Linked DNA regions of Homo sapiens: regions 2 and 3 are each linked to region 1. Evidence: read pairs that join two places in POLR2A ChIA-PET (ENCODE). Cell type or tissue: HepG2. All regions are shown on one strand. Links, peaks and the distances in the headings refer to the core of each region. The heading gives the core; the rest is flanking DNA.

Region 1 (7,193 bases), core at 777-5,776:
GTAGGGAAGGGCTTTCTTGGCTGAAACTCAGTATCCAGGAGCCATTAAATAAAAGTTATGCATTTTGGGTTTGTAAAAGCGAAAAATTTAAAACATCTCTTACAGTCCACAAATAGATATACCTACTATATACCACAAAAATTTAAGACATTTAAAAAAAGGTGAAAATTTCTGCGTGGCAAACCAAACCAAACAAAAAACCGAAGCAAAGTCCAAAGGCTAACAAACTGGGAAAAAAATCTGTAACACTCATCACATAAAGAGCAAAATCTTGCTGTTGTGTGTGTACACATAGCAAGAGAAAGAAAGTAATTTAGCCTCTTGGAATTCAGACAGTGAATAATTTGTACATTCTCTTTTGATCCTTATGCCAAGAATTTCCTTTTTTTATTGTAAAACTTTGGATTTGTTCTCTTAACCCTCAAGCCTATCTTTTAGTCTTCCTAGAAGCACCGTGTTCTGTGGAACTCAGCATCAGCAGCTTTGCTGAGGACTCCCCCATCTTCCTTTCCTTCCCCGGAAAGCACAGACCTAAGTGAGTCTTCACTGGATCCCAGCTAACAGCTTCTGCCCATTCCTATCTTTCCACAGAGCCAGTGGCAGCCCCAGCTGCAGCAGCTACGTGACATGGGCATCCAGGACGATGAGCTGAGCCTGCGGGCCCTGCAGGCCACCGGTGGGGACATCCAAGCAGCCCTGGAGCTCATCTTTGCTGGAGGAGCCCCATGAACTCCCTGCTTCCCCTGAACCCCCAGCAAGTTGCAGAGGCTACTGCCCTTGGGAGGCACTCATGAAGGTGCCTCCATCTCTCCCTTCCCCAATATACCTGATGGTCAACTCTCCTGCTTTGTCCAGTTCTTGACCTTTCTGGCTGATCTGAGTTGGTGGAGGCAGTGGGGCAAACAAGGTGTGCTGGTCTTGATGCTGTGGCATCAAAGCAGGGCTGGCCCCTAGTTCTGGGCCCTGGATGGAGGATGTTAGACCCTACATCATGGGATGCTGTGAGATACCCATGTTAACTTCTGGGAGAAGTTTCCAGCCGTAGCCCCCAGACTCTCTGGGGCTTTGGAGTTTGGGAGCCTCAGGATGTGCCGAAGTCTAGGCAGAGCTATCACCCAATCTTCAGGGTGGCTGCTGGATTACAGCTGTGCCCAGAAGAGGCTTATGCTTCCGAGATGTCCAGTCTATGGAGTGGCTGGGTGGACTTTCAGGGGAAGCACATGGAGGCAGCTTGCCTTCCACATTTCTCTCTCTCTCAATGGCTTCCACAGATTTCTTTGTCCACCCCACCAGTCTATTCTCACCAAGCATTTTTTGATGCTTGTTCTGTAATGATTCCAGAATCCAGGCCTCAGAGCTTCGCCAGGAGGTAGGGCCCTCCTTGTCCTGAAGGCATAAATACAAGAGCAGTTAAATAGCAATACTAAAAAACAACACCAACATGAACAGGGCTCAGCTTTAATATTGAAGAGAGGGCACCAACCCCCAAGCTGTTGCTCCATCTGCCTGTGCTCACTCATGTTCCCCTTGGCATGGCGTTCCCTGTGATGTTCCCTGCGGCATCGCAGACATGTCCAAGTTGAGAAAGTGGGTTTTAAATGCTTTGAATACTTCGTTGGGAGAACACTTCTTCCCCTCAGATGGTGTTTTGGTTCATTTGGGAATAACATGGGTGGAAAGGGGCTCAGAGATGTGCTCCTGCCCTCTGCCTTGGCAGGCGTTTCATCTCCACCATTCCCAGTCATGGTCATTTGGTTTCTGCTTGTCTCCTCCAGGAACAAAAGATTTACCACTTACAACCTATTCTGTCCTTTAACTATTTGCCAGGGCATTACCCCTTGGTCCCCTCTCTGCCCTAAGGAACCACTCGGAACAAGCCTGCTTCCTCTTCTACCTTAGCAGGGCTTTAGTTATTTACGGAATGCCATGGTGGGTCATTGACTTGCCCCTTTGACCTGTCATGGTTTTGGTTCCCAGCATATCCTGTTCGTTTTTCTGGATGACCTCCAGTGTATCAGTGATACTCTTAACGTCCAGATATGGCCCGAACAGGATGTTATTCTTTGCCTCTTCCAGAAAATTTGAGAAGTCTCTCTATGTGCATTGACAGAAAAGACTCAGAACTGGGCTTCTCAATGCCAGGCCTCTGTGTGCCTCAGTGGTCTGCCTGGAGCCCAGCTGCCTACTTGTGGTTGAGAGCAAAGACCAGGAAGCTCTGTCTTTGTACACAGTGTCTCTTGCTTGTTTGTGGTGGAAACAAAGGCCAGTCCTATCCTCATGGGTCTGTCTTGGTCAAATGGGGCTGACACAGCCCTTCCTGTGCCCATGATACAGCCTGCCCAGAGCTCGTTTCCATTCTGTGGCAGCTCTCACCCTGCCTCTGAGGACTGCCTTCAAAGGTGCTGGGGTTCCTTAACTCCCCTATCCCATTATGCTGCAGAACATTTGGGTCACCCTGCCCTATCCCTTGGACCAACCCCCAATACCAGTTCCCAGAACAGAGCCGTCCCCACGGTTTCCCTTTCCCTTCTTTGTTGGCTCTTTCCTCCAGGGGCTTGGCAAGTTGGCTTTGCTTCCTGTGGCCATGTTTTGAGTAGTCTATGTTGAGTCTGATAAGTGCCCCCACTGAGCCTGGGGCTTTCCATGAGCCAAGGACTCTTTCCTCACCATTGTCCCTTTCATCCTTTCTTCTTATTTTTATTATTTTTTTTAAAAAAATTTATTTTTTTTGAGACAGAGTCTCGCTCTGTCGCCCAGGCTGGGGTGCAGTGGCACGATTTCAGCTCACTGCAACCTCCACCTCCTGGGCTCCTGCCTCAGCTTCCCAAGTAGCTGCGACTACAGGCATGTGCCACCATAGCCAGCTAATTTATGTATTTTTAGTAGAGATGAGGTTTCGCCGTGTTGGCCAGGCTGGTTTCAAACTCCTGACCTCAAATGATCCACCTGTCTTGGTCCCCTAAAGTGTTGAGATTACAGGCATGAGCCACCGCGCCGGGCCTCCTTTCATCCTTTCAACAAACATTGACTGAGCCTCCACTCTCTGCCAGATAAACATGACGGTATCTTTGCTCTGACAATGCTGTGTTGTTGGTAAGATGGACAAACAGATGATTGCATTAAAGCCTAATGAGAACTGGGCGAGGCAAGTCTAGGGGCTGTGGCGCTCACAGGAGAGGGGGCTAACGTGGGCTAGGGGTGGGGGTGTGAGGGTGAGGGAAAGCTTCATGGAGAAAGTGGCACTACGCTGAGACCTGAAGGGTAAGGGAGAATTGGGCACGAAGGTATATGTACTGAGGGGGCTGGGAGTGGGGAGCAAACCTGGCTTTTGTAGCCCTGTTTGTCAGGGTGGCTTGCAAGGCAAGTGGGTGGGCAGAGGCTAGATCATTTGAAGCTATGTAAGGAATTTAGACTTACCCTGGACAATGGGAGTCACAGAATGGCAATCGGGAGAGAGTCCAATGTGTGTTTTAGAAAGGTCATTCTGGCTGCTGTGTGGTGAGTATAGTGGGAGTAGAAGACTGAGGGAGGGCAGGCATGAGGAAGCCGGGGAGGAGGCTGTGGCAGTGATCCACTTAGAGCTGCTGGTAGGCTGACCTGACGGCGTGGCAGTGGGGAAGGAGAGGAGGAGGTAGAGAGGCTTTAGGAGTTAGAATTGATACCAGATCTTTGGGAAAGGCGAGTATACTGTTGTCTCCACTGAACAGATGGGGACACCAAGGTTCCAAGGGTTGAAATCATCTGCCCACAGTCTCATGGGCAGGAAGTGGACAAGTGGTCCCAGAAACTCAGGTCTGTCTTACTCCAGAGCTGGTGCCCTTCCTCCCACTGCCCTTGGCCTCTGAAGTGTGGAGGAATGGGAGATGATGAGGGCTTAGATCCGGCTGAGGAGCTAGGGCTTTATCCTGAGGGCAAAGAGCACCCCTGAGGCAGCTGCAGGCAGGGCAGTGGGGGACCAGATCTGTGTGTGAGATAATCTGACAGCTGTGTGGAGGCTGGATTTGTGGGAAGTGAGATGGGGTAGGCGACCAGCTAGGAGGCTGGCTGGATCCTCCAGATGGGACATGGAGGGGGCCTCAACTGGAGCTGCTGCAGGGGAGCTGGGTGGAGGGGAGCTGCTAGGTGTGAAGGACAGACTAGCTCTGGGGGCTGAAAGTGGGGAGGCAGGCAGGATGTGAGCAGGCGGATGGTGGTGCAGCAGTAAGAATAAGGGACTGGGGTGACAATTTGGAATGAGGTGCCATAGGACAGCCAGGTGGGGATGTGTATAATTAAAGACAGTTGGATGTCTTTGGGCTGAGGTAGTGATCAGGAAGTTCTAAGTTGAACACTGGGCCTGTGTCATGTGAGAAGGCAATTAAGCTTTTCAGAGAAAGGTAGAGGAAAAGGGATACCCACTAAGGAGTTCAGCTTTATAGAAAATGGTGACTGATAGATGTGAGGCATGGAACGGGCGCAGGATCTGCTGCTTCTGGGAAGGTGAGAGCAGGAGTCAGCAAAGCTGAGGGAGTGAAAGGACCTGGACAAAGAGGGCATGCTCAGTGGGGTCAGATGCCACAGACAAACCTAGTAACAGAAGGGCTGACCTTGGACTTGTTGACTTGTGCCTTGGTGACCTTGGGGAGACATTCCAATGGAACCGGAGCCAGATAGCAGGGGTTGAGGACTGAATAGGTGAGGGGCAGTGGATGCAGAGAGGGCAGGGGACCTTGCTTGTGAGGGAGAGGATAGTAGTTAGAGGAGAGATGGGATTGAGTGTGAGTTTTTGCAGTTCAGCAGAGGTGAAGTTGGAAGTGATCACAAGAACTTTTCTAGGAAGCTGAGGGAAAAAAAGGAAAAGACCCCAAAATAGAATATGCAAATATGTAGAGATGGGTGAGTTTTCTAACAGATCCGTTCTCCTGATATAACTCAAATTTGGCTGGGCTGGTATGGGCTGGGCTGGCACAGCTTGCTGGGCACATGGGCCCCAGATCTGCTCCTCGCCTCAGTCCCATCTGGCCTGGGCCCCAGACCAAGCTCACAGAGCCCTACCCTGAGGTGGCTTCTTGTTGCTGTTGCCACAGACTTTGGCCCTGGGTGTTTGTTGAGGATGTTGGGGAGTTTATTCAGGCCTCCCTCTTTCTGCTTACCCAGCCTCTCCAGCAGGTGGGGTCCCCTCTGGCCCTGGGCTGGGCTCAGGTCAGTTCAGCTGTGCCCCTAGTTCCTCTGGGCCTGGGCCTGTCTCGTTCTCATAGGCTCTGAGATCGCTGGGAATAGAATTCAACTTCTATGCTAGAAATGCTTTCGTGGCAACCCAGGCACTGGCCTACTCTATCTTGGCAAAACTAGCTAATATTAATAGTACATTACACAGCACAGTAGTGCTTATTTATCAAGCATCCTCTCTGTGCCAGGCATTGAGCTAGGCACTCACATGTGCCATCTTAGTTAATCCTCATAGCGACTCTGAAAACTAGATATTATTAGCCCCATGTACAGAGGAGTGCTTCCTGTATGCTGGGGAAGTGGCCTTTCTAGGGCTTGGGTGGGATTGTGTCAGCATGATTCCATCAGTGCACCCACCTGGGGCCTTGTGCCTGGCTGGCCGAAGGGTCTCCTAACCACTTACCTTTGGAGTGGCAGCTCAGGTCTTGGAGGGGACTTAGGCTTCTAAGTCAGATTGAGGTTTAGATTGCTTTTCCACATATGACCTAACTTCTTGGAGCGTCAGTTGTGCCTTGTTTGACGTTTTCCCTCAATTTCTATAAGTGGATATTGAGTATGTGTATCAGAGATGCCAGGCACTCAGAGCTGGGCCAGTGAATGTTCTAGATGGCATCAGGGCCCAGACAATGAAGTAACCCTAACAAGGACAGAAGCAAAGAAAGTCTAAGGTCCTGCAGTGGGGACCAGAAATTTTTTTTTTTTTTTTGAGACAGAGTTTCACTCTGTCACCCAGGCTGGAGTGCAGTGGTGCAATCTCGGCTCACGGCAACCTCTGCCTCCCGGGTTCACACCATTCTCCTGCCTCAGCCTCCTGAGTAGCTGGGACTACAGGTGCCCGCCACCACGCCCAGCTAATTTTTTGTATTTTCAGTAGAGATGGGGTTTCACCGTGTTAGCCAGGATGGTCTCGATCTCCTGACCTCGTGATCCGCCCACCTCGGCCTCCCAAAGTGCTGGGATTACAGGCATGAGCCACCGCGCCCGGCCAAGGGGGACCAGAAAATTAATTGCTCTTATGCAGAATCGAGTCTCATTTCTTCTCCTGGGCCCAGATTCAATAATCTTTCTCAAATGAGCATCCCAGAGAGCCACTACTGATGGTTGAGAATTGGCCCAGGGATAACCCTGGGCTGAGATCAAGAGGATTTAACAACGTGTTGTCTCAACCCATTAAGAGTGCCTTTAGAGGTGCTAGAATAAGGAGGAAGGAAGCTAGTCTTTCAGCCCTTTACTGCTCAGCCTCCACACTAGGTGTTGTGTTCTGATCTGAGGCCTGATCTTTGAAAGAGAGAGACACAATCTGGACTGTTTAGCACCTAGGAGGGGTCAGTAAAAGTTTGCTAAATGACGGACTGATCGTGTCTTAGAAATCAACCAGGATTAGAGAGCCTCTCAAGGAAAGCCCCATGAGGGATCTATTTGAAACTGGAGTTATTTACCCTGAATAAAGAGCCGATTTAGAAGGATGTGACCTCTGTGAAATCACTGAAGGGCCGTATTCCAGGAAGAGAGATTAGACATGTCCTTGTTGCCTCAGAGGGCAGATTTAGGACCACTGTTTGGGAGTCTTCCACTGGGGAAGAAAGCTCTGTGTCAGAGCTAAACAAGATGGGCAACGCTGGCTTGTGAGGGAGCTCATCATCACTGGAGGTATGTAAGCAGAACCTGCATGGCCACCATAAGGAGTCTTGTGAGTGGCTCTCAGGTAGGACTGAATCCCCTTTGACAGCTACTCCTAACTCCAGGAATTGAGATTCTTGGATCATTATATTCATGAAAGAAAGTGAACTGTTTGTGGGTAACCACCCTTTTGCATGTGTATCTCCTCACTGAAGTGGCCTCAGCAGGCCCAAGGATCACATCAGAGCTGGGAGGGTCCTGGGACATCTTCTCTCCTATAGACATCACTTTATTTTTATTTTATTTTAGTTTAGTTTAGTTTAGAGATGGAGTTTTGCTCTTGTTGCCCAGGCTGGAGTACAATG
Region 2 (7,193 bases), core at 862-5,861, 58 kb after region 1:
GGGCTTGGAGCCTCGGAGGAAGGGGTTGAAGCTGGGTAGGGAACAAGGGGCAGGATCCTCCTGAGGTGCCAGCATGGGAAACCGTGGGGGAAGGGCTTGGCCACAGGAATGAACTCAAAAAAGGGATCGAAGCACCCTGAGCTCCGAGCTGGATGCACAGGTGGGTGAGCCTTGGAAGCAGGAGGGACCTCCAGGGGGAGGGCACAGCAGCCGCATCCAGGCTGGGTGTCCCTGGGCCACAAGCTCAGCCTCTCTGTGGCTTTCCCAGCTTCAAGCAGAAGCTCAACCCTGGGAGAAGCGCTCTCTCGGGTTCCCCTGCTCCTAGCCCCAAGGACCCAGCCTGCTAGGTCCCACCAGCCCTGAAGCTAGGTCCACAGGTGCATATGGGCTCCCTCGGCTGCTGGCTTCCTGCCCAGCCCTCCTTCGGCAGCGCTCACTGGCTGGAGAGCAGGGGTCTCCTGAGGGGTGGGGCAGGGGCCAGGGCTTGCCCTCTGATCCTACCCCTAACATTGCCTGGGCCCAGGGCAGGAGTAAAAATGGAGGCCCACATACTATATGTCTGGATATTTCAAAGTTATAAATCAAGCCAACAACCTCTAAATAGGATATGCTCTATCCTCCTACATTAGCAAATACACCTTCATAACACCCTGAGGACCAGGTTTGTACTTAGAATTCTTGGGCTCCTGGAATGCAGGACTGGAATGTGGCAGGCAGAGGCTGAGCCAACCCCAGCTCCCATCCCGGGCTCCCCCTTGGGCAGTGTGTGACCTTCCCAGACCCATCCATATACGTAGCAGTGGCTGCCCCTTGGCCACTCCCGAGGCCTTGGGGTGTGCACACCCGCTGCAGGTCGGTTCTCAGGAAGGCAGGCCCAGCGGAAAGGCCCACGTGGGCTGTGGAGTTAGATTTGGGGCCCTGTGGGCAGGGAATTCTGGGGTTCTGCATTTGGAGGGGGGATGTGGGGCTCGGGTGGACACATTTCCTTGGCTCATGGACTTTATTTCCCTGTTGGAGGGGCAAGGCCAGTGGAAGGCTGGAGTGGAATCCTCTAGAATGCAGGTGCCAGGGCAGGGCTCCTTCTTGCTTGCATCTAAGGGTAATGCTGTCCCCGGGCACTCCCAGAACCTGGCTATGGATAAAATGTCCCTACCCTGCTTACATCTCAGCATCTGAGGTACCCTGGAGCCACACTGGACTTGCCTACCTTGCCCCACCCACAGTCTATGGTGCTGGCATTCCCTCACCCTGGACGCTGGCACTCTTCTCTGGCACCATCCCCTCCCTTCCTGCCCAGCATGCCCACTTTCCTCATGTGGCAGGGGAGGGGGCGCCTCCTGTTCCCCACCTCTCTGGGACCTTGGTCTCCGCCGGTCCATGTGCTCTCTCTGCCTGGTCTGGCTCGGTGGACCTCTCGGTGCCGAGCCCTCCCGCCCTGACCGGGGGCCCTGCGGGCAGTGGGCAGCCCTCCTGGAAAGTGGGGCACCAACTCCACTTCAGCCAATGTTTCTCGCTCTCTCAGCTGAAAAGCCACCGCTTCCCCGAGGCTCCCAGCCCTCGCCCCACCGGTACTAGCAGCTCCTTCCCTGATGCTGTGTGACAGGCCCAACGTCAGGGCTCCCACACCTGGCCAGCTGCCCTGCTACTGGGTGCCTCCCCCACAACACCTGCCACAAGCCAATCAGGGCACTGCAGCCCCTGCTGTATGGGTGCTGTCTGCCTTTGGGCCCAGGATGGGCCCTTCTGGGCTCCCCTGTTCCTGTCCAGTCTCGCCTCCCACCCTGAGGGGGATCATGGCAAAAAAAGTGGGGGTGGTGAGCGGACCCTGCTGTCAGGGTTGAGAGGTGATTCAGAGGCCTTTTCTGTCACGAGTGAAGGGGGTTGGGCCCTGGGGGGAGGTGATGGGGATTTTTGGACTGAGCTGTGCCCCGAGGGCCTTGATCAGCTTTGGCCCCCGAGTATCTGATCAGGAACATGCTGGCTGGAACACTCAGGGAGAGGCCGTCCTGTGCCTCCTCAGCCTACAGTCCACGGTGCTGGCCGCCACCTCAGGAACGACTCCTGCAGACGTGGCCCCTTCCCATGTTTCTTTGTTCACGGCTGGCCTGGTTCTTGCTGTGTCAGCATCGGCACCATCCCCTGCCAGGCATGGCCGCAGTCCCACAACCAGCATGGCTCCCTAGGGAGGACAATGCCGGGTGGGAGGGTCCCGGCTGTGGGGACCAGGTCTGGGCCTAGGCAAGGAGAGTGCCCATCTCATCCTGCCAGATAATGGATAGAGGGAGAGGCACCCACTTGCCCCCTGTGCAGCTGTGGGTTTCCCTGGACAGGCTTGTGCCTGCCACCCTGGGGAGGCCCCTCCTTCTCCTCTCTCCTCATCAGGATGGCCTGGCCTGTCTCCCTCCTGCTACAACGCCCCTCCCTGCTGGCCCAGCAGGGTCCAGGAGCCTGAGCTACTGGGACATACCCAGCTTACAATGGACAATGAGCCCAGATCTTCCTCTGCAAGCCAGCCGGTGCCGGGAGGCGAGACAGGCCAGGTCGGTTACCTGAGGGGGATCTCTGAGCGCCTCCTCTGCTCTGCCCTTTGCACCTGCTGAGCCCATCTCAATGCCTTCCTCCCTCCTTGTTGCCCTTGAGCCCCCCACAGCACCCTTCTCCGGGAAGCCTTCCTGACTGCAGAATTCCCCAGCATGAGTCTGAGTGAAGGACCCATCCCTACAGGTCCCTGTCCTGGGAGTCAAGGCTCCTGGGAGCTGGCCCAGATATCCTTTTAGCCATAGCCCAACCCCCTCCTTGGCTCATGCTAGGCCCTTGGGCTCAGTAGAGACTTTCACAAGAGGTGGGGGCTTGTGGTGGCCACAGCATGCTGGCCTATGGCTTGTGGCTCAGTTGCCCATCTGAGAAATAGGGGCGCTGTCGCTTCCTCTGCCAGCAATGGTCTCCATCCCTCCCCGCCTCTCCGGTTTCCTTTATGGAGCAGCTCAGCTGTTTCCCAGTTGGGAAGCGCCCTGCTCCTCTGGGAAGGGCTCAGGAAGCAATTGAGGATCTGACCTCATGTTTCCGTCCATCCAGCCCTGTCTGGTGCTGCCAGATGTCTGAGGAGCTTCTGTGGGGGAGGGGGAAGGGGTAGGAGATGGGGCTGCAGGACTAGGGGCTGGATCTAACTCCAGCCCCTCTTGGGATGAGGCTGTTGTCCCTTTTGATGGGGAACTGAGGTCCCAAGTTGAGGGGAGCTCAGGCTGCAAAGCTGGCTGCCCGTGCCTTCCTGCTCAGAGCTACCCCTGGCATGTGCTAAGGAATTTGCAGGGGAAAAAATACAACTGGATGCCAGGCCTTGAGGCCACCTGAGGCCCACAGGCTGTGAGAATGCAGGTTTGGGCTGGAGCTAGCACAGAAGCAAGGTCTGCCAGGGGCCAGGAAAGGCAGGAGGCTGACCTCAGCTTGGGGGATGGGGTGGGAGGGTCAAGAGGACAACAGGCGAGGGAGGCAGCGGCTGGTCTGAGTGCCCCGAGGAGCCTGCCCAGGTGGGAGGCTGCCAGCCAGGCCCTGGGAAGGGGACTTCTGGGGCACTGCACCCTCTCTGGGAGTACCACTGAGCAGGGCGGGCAGGAAGGCTGGGCTTATTGCGTTTCAGGACCAGTCACTTCCTCTCTCTGGACCACACCTTTCAGATGAGCTCACCACCTACTTCAGTGCCCAGCCCACCCTGATGTTGCAGGAGCAAATAAGGTGATGAAGACTCTGAAAAGCAGAAATGTGGTATTATTAGTAGACTTCATATTTGACTTGCTAATTCACTTCCTAAAAATAGCTACATTTATTATAGCATGGGGAGAACCCTATGCTAGAGTTGGCGCCCTGGATTCTTGGTGCGGCTCTGTGACAGCTATGCTGTGTGACCTTGGGCTGGGTCCTAACCATTTCTGGTCGTCTGATTTCTAGGTGGAGGCTGGATAGTCCCTGAGGGCCATAGGCCCTGAGATTGGAACAGCAGCTGGATGCAAAATCATCAAGGAGGATGTGGACTGGATGTGGGCTCTGGAGGACTGGCTTCCTCTGAGTCACGGGTCAGAGCAATTGGTGCCACTGAGGCTGCCCCTGTAACCTGTTGGAGGGGTATTGAGTCTTGTGTCTTGCCTTGATCTTGAGGCCCCAGGGGCAGGTTGCCTGGTCCCCACCACAGAGCCCAACCATTAGGAGGCTCCAAGGACTGCAGATGAAAAGGGTCACAGAGAGGAGCTAGAGCCAGATGGGGTGGGGTGGGGGAAACCGTGGGACATCCAGCTGGCTGGGGAACCCACTCATTCACAGCACGTTTACTGAGGGCCTTCTATGTGCCTAGCACTGACTCTGCCACATGCTGCAGAGACAATGGAGGGTGAACTAGACCAGGCCCTGGTCCCTGCCCTCCTGGAGCTTCAGCTGTAGTACAGGAGGCAGGCACTCATCACTAACCACACAACTAAACTCTACAAAGGGCTCAGAGAGGGGTGCATGGTGCCAGGAGCACATGTAATGGGGGATTTGACTTAGGTGAGAGGTCAGAGAAAGCTCACTGGAGGAGGTGACATGGGTTGAAACCTGAAGGATGAGTAGGTACCTGCTAGGCAAAGCAGGGGTGGTAGGGGAATGCTAGGCAGAAGGAAGAGCAGAAACACTGGCCAGGTGGTGAGCAGGGGGTGCAGAGGGGCTAAGGGGAAGCCAGAGTGGCTGCAGTGGACACCGGGACCCAGGAGTCCTGCCTTTACCATCAGCTTGGTGAAAAAGCCCCTGAAGAGGAGATTTTTGATCTGAAGCAGCTGCTATGTGGGCCTGATGGTGGTTGAACCAGAGTGCGGGGGTTTAGATGGCCACGGGCCAGACTCAGACGTCAGCATGAGGCAACGGAAGGGATCAAGGTGGTTGTGTCTAGAGACACTGATTCATAGAAACTCTGGCCTGGAAGTGCACATGTCTGAGGACACAGGTTACCTGGTGGGTGTTTCTTCCTCCTTCCTGCACTCTCCTGTCTGGTTTCAGTTCTTCTGTCAGCCCCGTGAGTCACCGGCTCCTCCAGGTGGTGCAGGCCCGGGACCTGCCAGGATGCTGTCCCCACCCCCTGAATGTGCCCCCATCTCCATTTTCCTTGCCCCTCTGTCCCTGGGTGCCTGCTGTGACTCCCCAAGCCCCTGCCCACCCTGTCTGCTCTCTGTGTGGTGGAACCATCAGCCTGGGAGAACTGAAGAGTTAATTGTAGGACAACTGGCCCTGACAGGGGCTTTCCAGTAGACAGTGTGTGAACTTTGGTGTATGGTGGCATTGATGGGAAACCAAGGGGAGTGGTGCTGAAAGGGGCCCCTTGGAGACCATCTGTCCATGCTGCACAGGGCACAGTGGGCTTGGGGCTGAGGACCACCACGAAGCCTAGTAGCAGGGGATGGGAACCCCTAGCCCCCTGGTATTTTAAATCTTGGGAGAGGCAGGTGCGTGGGGCCTTTCTGACCTGGGGCCTCAAGATCCCCTGCCTCCTAGATCTTGTATTGCCAGCTGCTGTGGGGCTTTTGCCCCGAGAAGCTGGACTCCTGGGATTTTGAAGGGAGGCCTTGGGGGCACTCATTATAGCAGGGGTTCCCGCTGGGACCAGATCCAGAAGTTTGGTTAGGAATACAAGCCCTCGCCATTGGGAAGGGTCCCAGGGCTGATGGGGGTGACACGGAGCCCCCTGCACCCTGGCCATCTCTCCTGGGGGCCAGAGTGGCTCATCTTCTTGACCCCTGCGGCCCTGCTCACTCCCCCATGCCCCTGCTCTTCTTTAGCCATCCTGGAGAAAATTCTCTCTTGTCGCACCTAAGAGGGTCCTGAAACAGCAATAAGGACATCTAGCCCCTGTCTTCACATAGCACTGCAGTTGGCCACCCTTTCCCCACCTTCTCCTAGAGCATTATTTTGGGAAAGGGACACTCCCGGAATTGAGGTTGGATACTCAGTATAGAGGCCTCTAGAAGTTTCTCCTTAGGTCTAGCCTCCTTTGCAGGACAACTTTCTGTGGAAACCTGTGGCCTGGGAGACAGTCTCTTCTCCAGCCCCTTCCCCTCTCGAGAGAGCAGACTTTGGATGGAGCTGGGTGCATTTCTAGAATGTTCTCTCAACTGGTGGAGGTGCAAGGAGAAAGGAAGGGCTTGTTTCCTCCCTCGCTCAGGTTAGAAGGAGCTGGCATCAGAATGGGGCCGGGGAGTCCCATGCTCAGCTCTGTGTGCTGTTCTTCCCACCCCAGAAACCCTGCCTCCCACCTATGCCTTCTGTGTCCCCAGCCCTGGTTCTGCCCTGGGACCTTGGGATGGGCCTGAGGGCAGTGGCTGGGAGTCTGGGAGCTGTCACTCCTGGGGCAGTACCGCCCCCTGCTGGCCACCCAGAGAGGCCCGGAGGCTAGAAGTTTCATTCAGTGCCTGCTGGTCAGCCCAGTGCCAGCTGATTGGCCCCGTGGGGCTGGTTCCTGGGTTCTCCAGGAACAGCCTGGGTGCGCTCTGGCACAGATTCTGGCTTGGTCTCTGGCAGGCTGAGTGGTTTTAGACGAATTTCTCTTCCTGACTGGGTGGGCCTCAATTTCCTGATCTGTACAAAGAGTAGGGTGACTCAAGGAGGTTCCTCCCAGGTTTCAGATTTGGAGCCTGCTCCTAGCCTGCCTCTTCATTCCCGTTCCTGCTCTCCCTGCCCTCAAGGCCTCCCAGCCCCTTCTGGCCTCGCTCTCTACTTGGCAGGTCCCAGTGCCAGCAGCCCCCACCTGCCCTCCACTTCCCTGGGCCCCCCTCCCGCCGCCACAGGCTGCCTCCCCTCCCACTTGGCCCCTCACTCAGTGCTGGGCCTGGCTGGCTGAGGTGGGTGGAGGAGCACCCCCAATCCTCCTCCCACTCAGGCATGAACCGTTGTGACTGGGCTCCTAGCGAGTAGGTAAGACATCATACATTATCCAGTTTGCCAACTGTAAAATGGGATAATAACACCCAACTCCCAGAGTTGTTATGAGGATTAAACAAAATAATGACACATTTGTGAAAGAGCTTTGTAGGTAGGTGGAGAGTCTGTGTCAGAGGAGGGGTCAAGAGTAACTTGGGCAGGCTGCCTGGATGGTCCCTGAGGCCAACAGCGGAAGGCTGGACGACCTAGACAAGCCCTCGCTGGACACCACCCACCCTCCTGGGGTTGGAAGTCAG
Region 3 (7,193 bases), core at 981-5,980, 160 kb before region 1:
CCTCAGCCCCCACAGCTCTTCCTCTTCTCTGAGAACCTGGGGCAGGGGGCAGGGGGGCAGGGGCATTTAGGGACACGTTGTGGAGGCTGCCCTCTCATCCCCTCAGGGGTTAGGATGGGTGGGGCTGAGCAGCGGCCTGAGGCCTGACCTATCTCCTGGTCTGCCTTCTTCTCTCTGAAGAGGGGAAGCCAGGGAAAGCAGCAGCAGGAGGGTGGGCTGTGGGGCACAGGGAATCAGACCATCTGGGCCCCTGGGCCTGGAGCAATGGATGGAAGGAGAATGGCAGTAGAACCGAGAAGTCTTACACTTCACTCTCCACCACTCCCCAGCTTGGCGAGCATGAGCAAGTCCTGCCTTCACTAAGCCTCACTATCCTCTGTAAAATGGAAACACGGACAGTACCTATGACACAGGATTGATGTGAGGATGACATGGGACACAGTGCACCGGGGACAGTGCTTATGTTCTCCGTCCTTCTCAGTTTCTCCTGTATCTGGGGTCCAGTTAGGCTGAGTCAGTACCAAAGTCATAAAACCACGTATATGTGCCCAGGGGCGGCTGCATACGGGCTTTAGTCCCAAAGCCTTTTTTTTTTTTTTTTTTGAGATGGAGTTTTGCTCTTGTTGCCCAGGCTGGAGTGCAATGGCGTGATCTCGGCTCACCACAACCTCTGCCTCCTGGGTTCAAGCGACTCTCCTGCCTCAGCCTCCCAAGTAGCTGGGATTACAGGCATGCGCCACCATACCTGGCTAATTTTGTATTTTTAATAGAGATGGGGTTTCTCCTTGTTGGCCAGGCTGGTCTTGAACTCCTGACCTCAGGTGGTCCACCCACCTGGGCCTCCCAAAGTGCTGGGATTACAGGCGTGAGCCACTGCGCCACACACAAGGCCTATTTTATGCAATGTTCAATCCATAAGGCTTTGTTTGCACTTCTTGTGATATTCAGGCAATAGTTTGATGTAATGCAATGCTGCCAGTGACAGACAATACAGCACATTCCCCAGGATGGCAACAGCTACTGGCTTGTGCTTAAATACCATTTCATTCTGACTGAGGTCATCATCTTTGAGCTCCTGCAATGAGGAGCTCAATAGGGTGGGGGATGCTGTCCTTTGCCTCAGGTGCTCTTTGGGTGCTTTCATAAAAGAGGGTCAGAGCCGCCGATGGGGTCTAGGAGACCCTAAGAGTTCTGATGGTCAGGCTGAGAATTGTGTCCTCAGGGAGTGGGAGCTGCTGCAGGTCTGAGCACCAAGGGCTCCAGCACCAGGACAGGAGCCTCCAGCCACCTCCACCTTGCAGCCCCTGAAGGTAGCATATGTGGACCCTCTAGATGGGGTGGGGAGTGACCTCTGCCCAGTTCCTTTCTGTCCCGTGGCCTTCCCATCTGCAGGTTGTAGAGGGGAAACAGAAGGCTAGAAAGGCCCTTCCAGCTCAGGCTTTTACTGGTTCTAAATGGATTCCTGAGCTGGCCTCCCCATCCCTGGACAGAGCGGAAGCTACCCCCTGCCCTGCCTCTCTGACCCCCATGGTATCAGCCTCTGTCTCATCTGCCCCCAGATCCCAGCCATGGCCCTGGAGCCCAAAGAAGGGCATCTGAGAAAAGTTGGAAGCCAGGGGCAGTGCCCAGGCAGTGTAGAGACTGTGCCCAGAGCCAGCAGGAGGCAGATTCACAGCCTCACTCTGCAGCACAAGAGATTGAGGTCAGGCCCTGCACCCCCGCCCAGTGAGCTGAAGGGTCCTGGCATAGAAAAGCTGAATTGAGAGGCCTCAGTGAGTTGGGCATGGTGGCTCACACCTGCAATCCCAGCACTTTAGGAGGCTGAGGCAGGTGGATCACTTGAGGCCAGGAGTTCAAGAACAGCCTGGTTAACATGGGGAAACTCTGTTTCCACTAAAAAATTCAAAATTAGCTGGGCGTGGTGGCACATGCCTGTAATCCCAACTACTCAGGAGGCTGAGGCAGGAGAATCGCTTGAACCCAGGAGGTGGAGGTTGCAGTGAGTCGAGATCGCACCACTGCACTTCAGCCTGGGTGAGAGTGAGACTCTGTCTCAAAAAAAAAAAAAAAAAAAAAAAAAAGGCCTTAGGCAACCGCGGCTGGGCAAGGACTTGGGAAGAGGGGAGGCCCGTTTGGCTGGCCTTCAGCCCCCAAGGCCAGGGTTTCTATGAGGCCTGAAGCCTGGAGCCTGTCATAGGCAACTGCAGTCTGAGGCCTCCCTGGCAGAAACCACTCCTTGTCCCCTCCCTGACACAGGCCTGAAATGCCCATGTTGGCACAATGTTGCCAATATGGCTCTTGGTGGATGAGACCACCTGGCACTTTCCCAGGGGACCCTGTGGCTAAGAGTAGAGCTAGGCAGGCACTGCCCAACACCATAGGGGGTGCTGCGGGCCTGTAGGCTTGGTTGGCCCAATTACTGCCCTAATGCCATCGGACAGTGCCCACCAGGGACTCTCTGTCTTGCCAAGGAAGGCCTTAGGCACTGGGCTTTAGACATTTCAAAGTGAGTTCTCATTCACTTGTGTCTCCGATCACACTAGAGTCCCCATTTCACAGACAAACTGCCCAGAGTTTGTCATAGGTCACACAGCAAACCAGCAACTAAGCCCCCTGGTCCCCTAATCTGCCCCAGAAAGGTAGTTTCTCAGCTGTTCTGAGCTTGACAGCATGAACATCCTCAGGAGCCACAGGCAAAGTGGGCTGAGGCTTGGCATTCCCCTCGAGGTCATCTGGCCATTCTGAACGCCCCTCCTCAGCCTGCTTCCTCCGGCTGAGCCATGTGCCCCCGGAACCCCTCTGAACTCTGTTGCCGATCCCTCCCTCCATCTGCGCCTTCAGTGAAGCAGTTTCTTAAAGGAGGGGTCCTTGGTACCGTGGAGGGACAGGACATCTCTGGGAATTCGTACCCAGCTGCGTTCGTGCTGAGTTCTTCATGACCCACTCCTTCCAGCGTCAGCTGGTGGATCCAGGGCTGGGTACTGAGCCGTACTGGACCAGTGGGCCCCCTCCCGGGATCGCTGGACTTGGAGCAGAAGAGTCCCTCCAGGGCTGAAGATTGGACACAGAAAACTTGGGAACTGTCAACTGCCCTGTTATTCACCTCGTGAAAAAAGCTGGATTTCTAATGAGAGCGAATGGAGGTGACAATTCCCAGAAACTGGAATTGGGATGGTGAGATTTTAGTTCAGCCGCCGGCGGTCTCATGCGTGGAGGTGATAAAGTTGAGCTTTGAGGTGGTCTTCAGAGGGAGAGGAATACCCTCTGCGGGCAGAGCTTCCTGGGTTCCGGGCCCTTCCGGACGTCAACACAGGTCCAAATGCCCTTGGGCTCCTCCGCACACCCTGGGTGCAAGAATAAATCCTTCTCTCTGCCGCCATTAGCCTGACTGGCTTCGGTTACTTCGCACAAAAAGCCCTTGCCGAGCAAACGTCCCCGGTGCTGCTCCAAAGGAGACCCCTGCCCTCCTGGAAGCTCCTCCCTGAGGCCGGGTATCCACTCGCCGCTCGCAGCCCTCGCTCTAGCTCCAGCTCCTGTTCCTTTTCCTGCCCACCCCGCCCAGTGAGGAGATCAGCACCCCTTGTCTGTCTCTGTGTCTGTCGGGGTTCGTGCCTCACTGTGTCCAAGCCCGGCTTCTATCCCTAGTCCCTTCCTGTTCGCGCCACTCCTGCTTGCTTTCTTCTCCCCTTCCCTCCAGCGGTGGTTCCAAACCTTCTCTTCCATAAGACCCTCCATTCCGTTTCCCAGAGACCCAGGGGTGCCCCTCGCAGGGGCAGAGGCGCAGCCTGTAGTGGATCTCCCTCCGCGCAGGGCGGGCAGTCTAAGGTCATTCCCGGTCACCCTGCCCCCTCGCTCCCATTGGCTCTGGGGAGGGCACGTGACTCAATCCTGGCCAATGGCGTGGCGGGGCCTGTGGCTTGCTGCCGGGCAGGCTTTTCTAGGAGCTTCTGGGGTAACGCCAGAGAAACCTGCTAACACACAAGGTTAGCTGAGAGTGAGCTCAGTGAGCTTTCCCTTTGAAGAAGGCGTGGGTGAAGGGGAGAAGGTTCAGGAGAAATCAAGGGGTCAGGAGTAGTTCACTCAGTCCCCTTTCACTCTGAAGGAGCTCACCTCTCCCCAGTACTGTCCAGTGGAAAGGCCACTCAAAGCAACTGAGAGAGACCTGCTTGTGTGAAGAGGTAGAGGTTTATTGAAATATAAACATTCGAGAACATGTAAGATAGAAAATAACCACAACATATAGACACTTGCTGCAGGAGGACATCTGAGGTATTTACTCACTGCCTAGGCTACCCATGTGCTATCACATTTTTCCTGGTTAGAATACATATAAGATGGAGAGCAGGAGGGGACAGAGCTGCCCTGGCTGATGGCACCTTCAGGGGAAGCTCTGCTTGGGCCAAGGCCCCACTCGTGGGGGCACCTGCTGGCACCCCTCATCGGGCTCTGGGTGACACCCTGCTGTTGTCCTTGAGGGCAGTGAGGGTTCACTCCAACGGTGTGGCCAGGCGAGCTGCCTGGGGAAAGGGAGAGGATCCAATGACCGGAAAGACACAGTGTGCTTTCCCTGCATCCTCTGGGTGGGAAGAGTCCATCCTTTGTGACCAAACCCCTGAGAAAGACATACTGGCCAAATGTCTGAGACACCTTCAAATGGGCCCAGTGCCAGCCAACTGGGCTCCTCACTGGCACCACGTCCCAGATGCCCTTCTCTGCCCACACCCTGCAGGCTGAGGCCAGAGGAGGTCAGCCCTCGGGAGATGGGGTATGTGTGTGTGTGTGTGTATGTGTGTGGGAGTGGGGGTGAGTGTGTGTGGAGGGCTGAGAGAAGACGCAGTTGAGCAGAGCTGCAGCTTACCGGGCTGAGGTATCTGTTTGTGCTCAAGCTTTTGATTCCCTTTCCTCTCCTACACAGGACTGAATGCGAGCCACGCTGCCACACACACCCACGCCACGCGCGGTGTCTCCCACTGCCACAGCCCCATGTCACAGTGGTGGTGTTCTGCTGAACATTCCAGGGCTTCCTCGACTGAGGTGAGCCGCAAGCGAATCAATTTTCTTTACAGCACAGGAGCTGCCTGCTCCCGCGCAGGGTCCAGGAGGAGCTGTGGAGTTATTCATCTCCTCATACCCTGGGGCGGCTCAACCTCTGGCAAGGCCAGCGAGGACCCCAGCCTGCCTGTGCCCTGAGCTGGGAATGCTGAGTGATGGGGAGGTGTCCTCTGCCTCCCTGGTCAGCTGGGGGTGGGGGTGTGGCAGAAAACGGTCTTCAGAACTGGTACAGTTTCAGGGCCCGACCCGGTGTGAGAGCGGGCCTCTCCACTCCACCTCCCCGCCCCCGCGATCCCTGAGTCGTCTCCCCTGCATGCCTCCACCCACCTCCTCACTGGGCTTGAGGGAAGGGCCAGAGGGGCCGGGTTACCCAATCACTTGCTTGGCTTTGGGGGTGATCTGTTTTCATTTCTTTGGTGCTACGATAAAAATTTTAAAATAAAAAAAAAACAAAAGTCAGCAAAACACATATAAAAAAGATTTCAGAGATGCAAATACTTCCTGAAGACTCAAACATCAACAATTACAAATCTGAGGTATTTCAATGAACCTGACATCGGCACGTGTGGGGATGGTGAGGCCAAGATGGCCCCATAAGAAATAGAAGAGGGCTGAGCTGAAGAAGGCTGAAGAAGGCTGGGGAGGACTGGGGAGGGCTGAAGAGGGCTGGGGAAAGGATGAGTGGGCTGTTTTTGGGAAAGCAGGCCAATAAGGGCAAGTGGGGAGCATGAGGTTTGGCGGGGGCGGTCAGAGAATGGTCCGTGTGAAGCAGGTGCCAGGGCTGGGCAGCCCCGAGGCTCTGCCTTCCCATCAGCAGATGCCCTGTGGGCCCTGGCCCTGAACTGCCCTCACAGCCTCTTCCTTCAGACTATTAGAAGGGGGATCTGGGGCCCTGAGGACTGATTCAAGACTTGTGTTTGAGGGACCCGTACCCCAGGAACCTAACAGTAGGCAAAGTGGGCTGGAAGGGCCCCATCCCATGCTCTGCAGAGAAGGGCATGAAGGCATGCTCTTGGCTCCTGGCAGCCCCACATGGGACTTAAAAACAGGGGAAGAGACTAGTGGCCCTGGGGTCATGGCAGAAGGCAGGGTCAGGGAAATAAATTAAAAGGGGAGGGAAATGGAGGGCCTCCAGCCCTGCGTCGGCTGACAGATTGTCGATACACTGTGCCCTGAGCTGGGAGGTGGCTGGGGAACCCTGGAGGAAGCTGGACACCCACAGACCCCCACCCAGTTCTCCAGGACAATCCCTGATTGGACAACGCTGTCTGTCCTGCCCCTCTAGCCTCTCCCTGCCCCCAGAGTACAGCAGGACCTGAATGGAGCCTGGACAGACGGACACGTCCAAACTCTCAATGTCTGGCCAAATGGTGCTCGTCGACGTGGGCTCTGTGAGATGAGGTAAATTCTGTGCATCAACTTCCTTCACTCTCGACAGGAGAGTGGCAAGTGGGAAGCTGGGTCCTGCCCATCAGAGGGACCAGCTGGTGGAGGGCTCTGCGCTGGGGGTGCCCCGGGATGAGGTAGGACTTGGTGAACAGTGAGAGCTGCTGCTGCTGCTGGCGCTGCTGCCGAGGCTCTGGGGAGCAGACCCCGTGATGAGGTGGACCACAGGCTTCTGGGCAAACAGCACACCTTGGTGGGTGGAAGAGAAGCAAGTGTGGGCAGAGGAAGAGCGAAGGGGAGGGCCAGCTCCTTTCAGTAAGTATTCACCGCTGGCCTAGCCTGTGCCTGACTCCGCTGTAGACACTGTGCTAGGGGGTGATGGGAGAAGATCCAAATGCTGTCCTGCCTTGAAGTGCTGATGGGCTGGGGAGGGGGACAGATAGGTCGACAGAGTAATTTTGCTAAAATGTCATAAATGCTCTGAGACAAGGTGTACCCAGGGTACACAAAGAGGAACACCAAGGCCAGGTGTGGTGGCTCACAACTATAATCCCAGCACTTTGGGAGGGTGAGGCAGGAGAATAGCTCAAGGCCAGGAGTTTGAGACCAGACTGGGCAATACAGCAAGAGCCTTGTCTCTATAAAAATTTTTTTTAAAATTAGCTGGGCATGGGTAGTCCCAGCTACTCAGGGGGCTGAGGCAGGAGGATCACTTGAGCCCAGGAGGTTGAAGCTGCAGTGAGCTATGACCGCAC

Evidence for each region. Peaks named below come from ENCODE experiments on the same cell type or tissue, not always from the same donor. Only the 100,000 strongest peaks of a DNase experiment are listed, where the experiment ranks them.
Region 2: POLR2A ChIA-PET joins it to region 1 with 23 read pairs; 25 of 35 experiments call an interaction of 5 or more read pairs at or near these places.
Region 3: POLR2A ChIA-PET joins it to region 1 with 10 read pairs; 5 of 35 experiments call an interaction of 5 or more read pairs at or near these places.

What each region holds. Positions count from the first base shown.
Region 1 is chr15:74,439,626-74,446,818 of GRCh38, reverse strand. UBL7 (ubiquitin like 7) reads left to right here. Exons shown (of 11, transcript NM_032907.5): 11 at 592-842. The coding sequence ends at 729. Among named protein-coding and RNA genes, the nearest start is that of SEMA7A, 9.3 kb to the right of the region's middle. RefSeq lists enhancers at 3,506-4,015, 4,528-5,037 and a silencer at 3,977-4,161. In HepG2, for the core only: a CTCF peak has its summit at 5,154; DNase peaks (open chromatin) are centred at 1,958, 3,048, 3,438, 4,598 and 2 weaker places; H3K4me3 peaks cover 2,098 bases.
Region 2 is chr15:74,381,746-74,388,938 of GRCh38, reverse strand. The region is part of intron 2 of LINC02255 (long intergenic non-protein coding RNA 2255); the gene reads right to left. Among named protein-coding and RNA genes, the nearest start is that of LINC02255, 6.3 kb to the right of the region's middle. RefSeq lists enhancers at 745-1,284, 1,285-1,826, 1,770-2,089, 1,827-2,367, 2,368-2,908 and 8 more. In HepG2, for the core only: no CTCF peak of the experiment used is centred there; no DNase peak of the experiment used is centred there.
Region 3 is chr15:74,595,105-74,602,297 of GRCh38, reverse strand. ARID3B (AT-rich interaction domain 3B) reads right to left here. Exons shown (of 9, transcript NM_006465.4): 9 at 4,167-6,687. The coding sequence ends at 6,524. CLK3-AS1 (CLK3 antisense RNA 1) reads left to right here. Exons shown (of 9, transcript XR_007064715.1): 9 at 330-3,379. Among named protein-coding and RNA genes, the nearest start is that of CLK3-AS1, 17 kb to the left of the region's middle. RefSeq lists enhancers at 3,716-4,010, 3,285-4,173, 4,789-5,289. In HepG2, for the core only: no CTCF peak of the experiment used is centred there; a DNase peak (open chromatin) is centred at 3,877; H3K4me3 peaks cover 818 bases.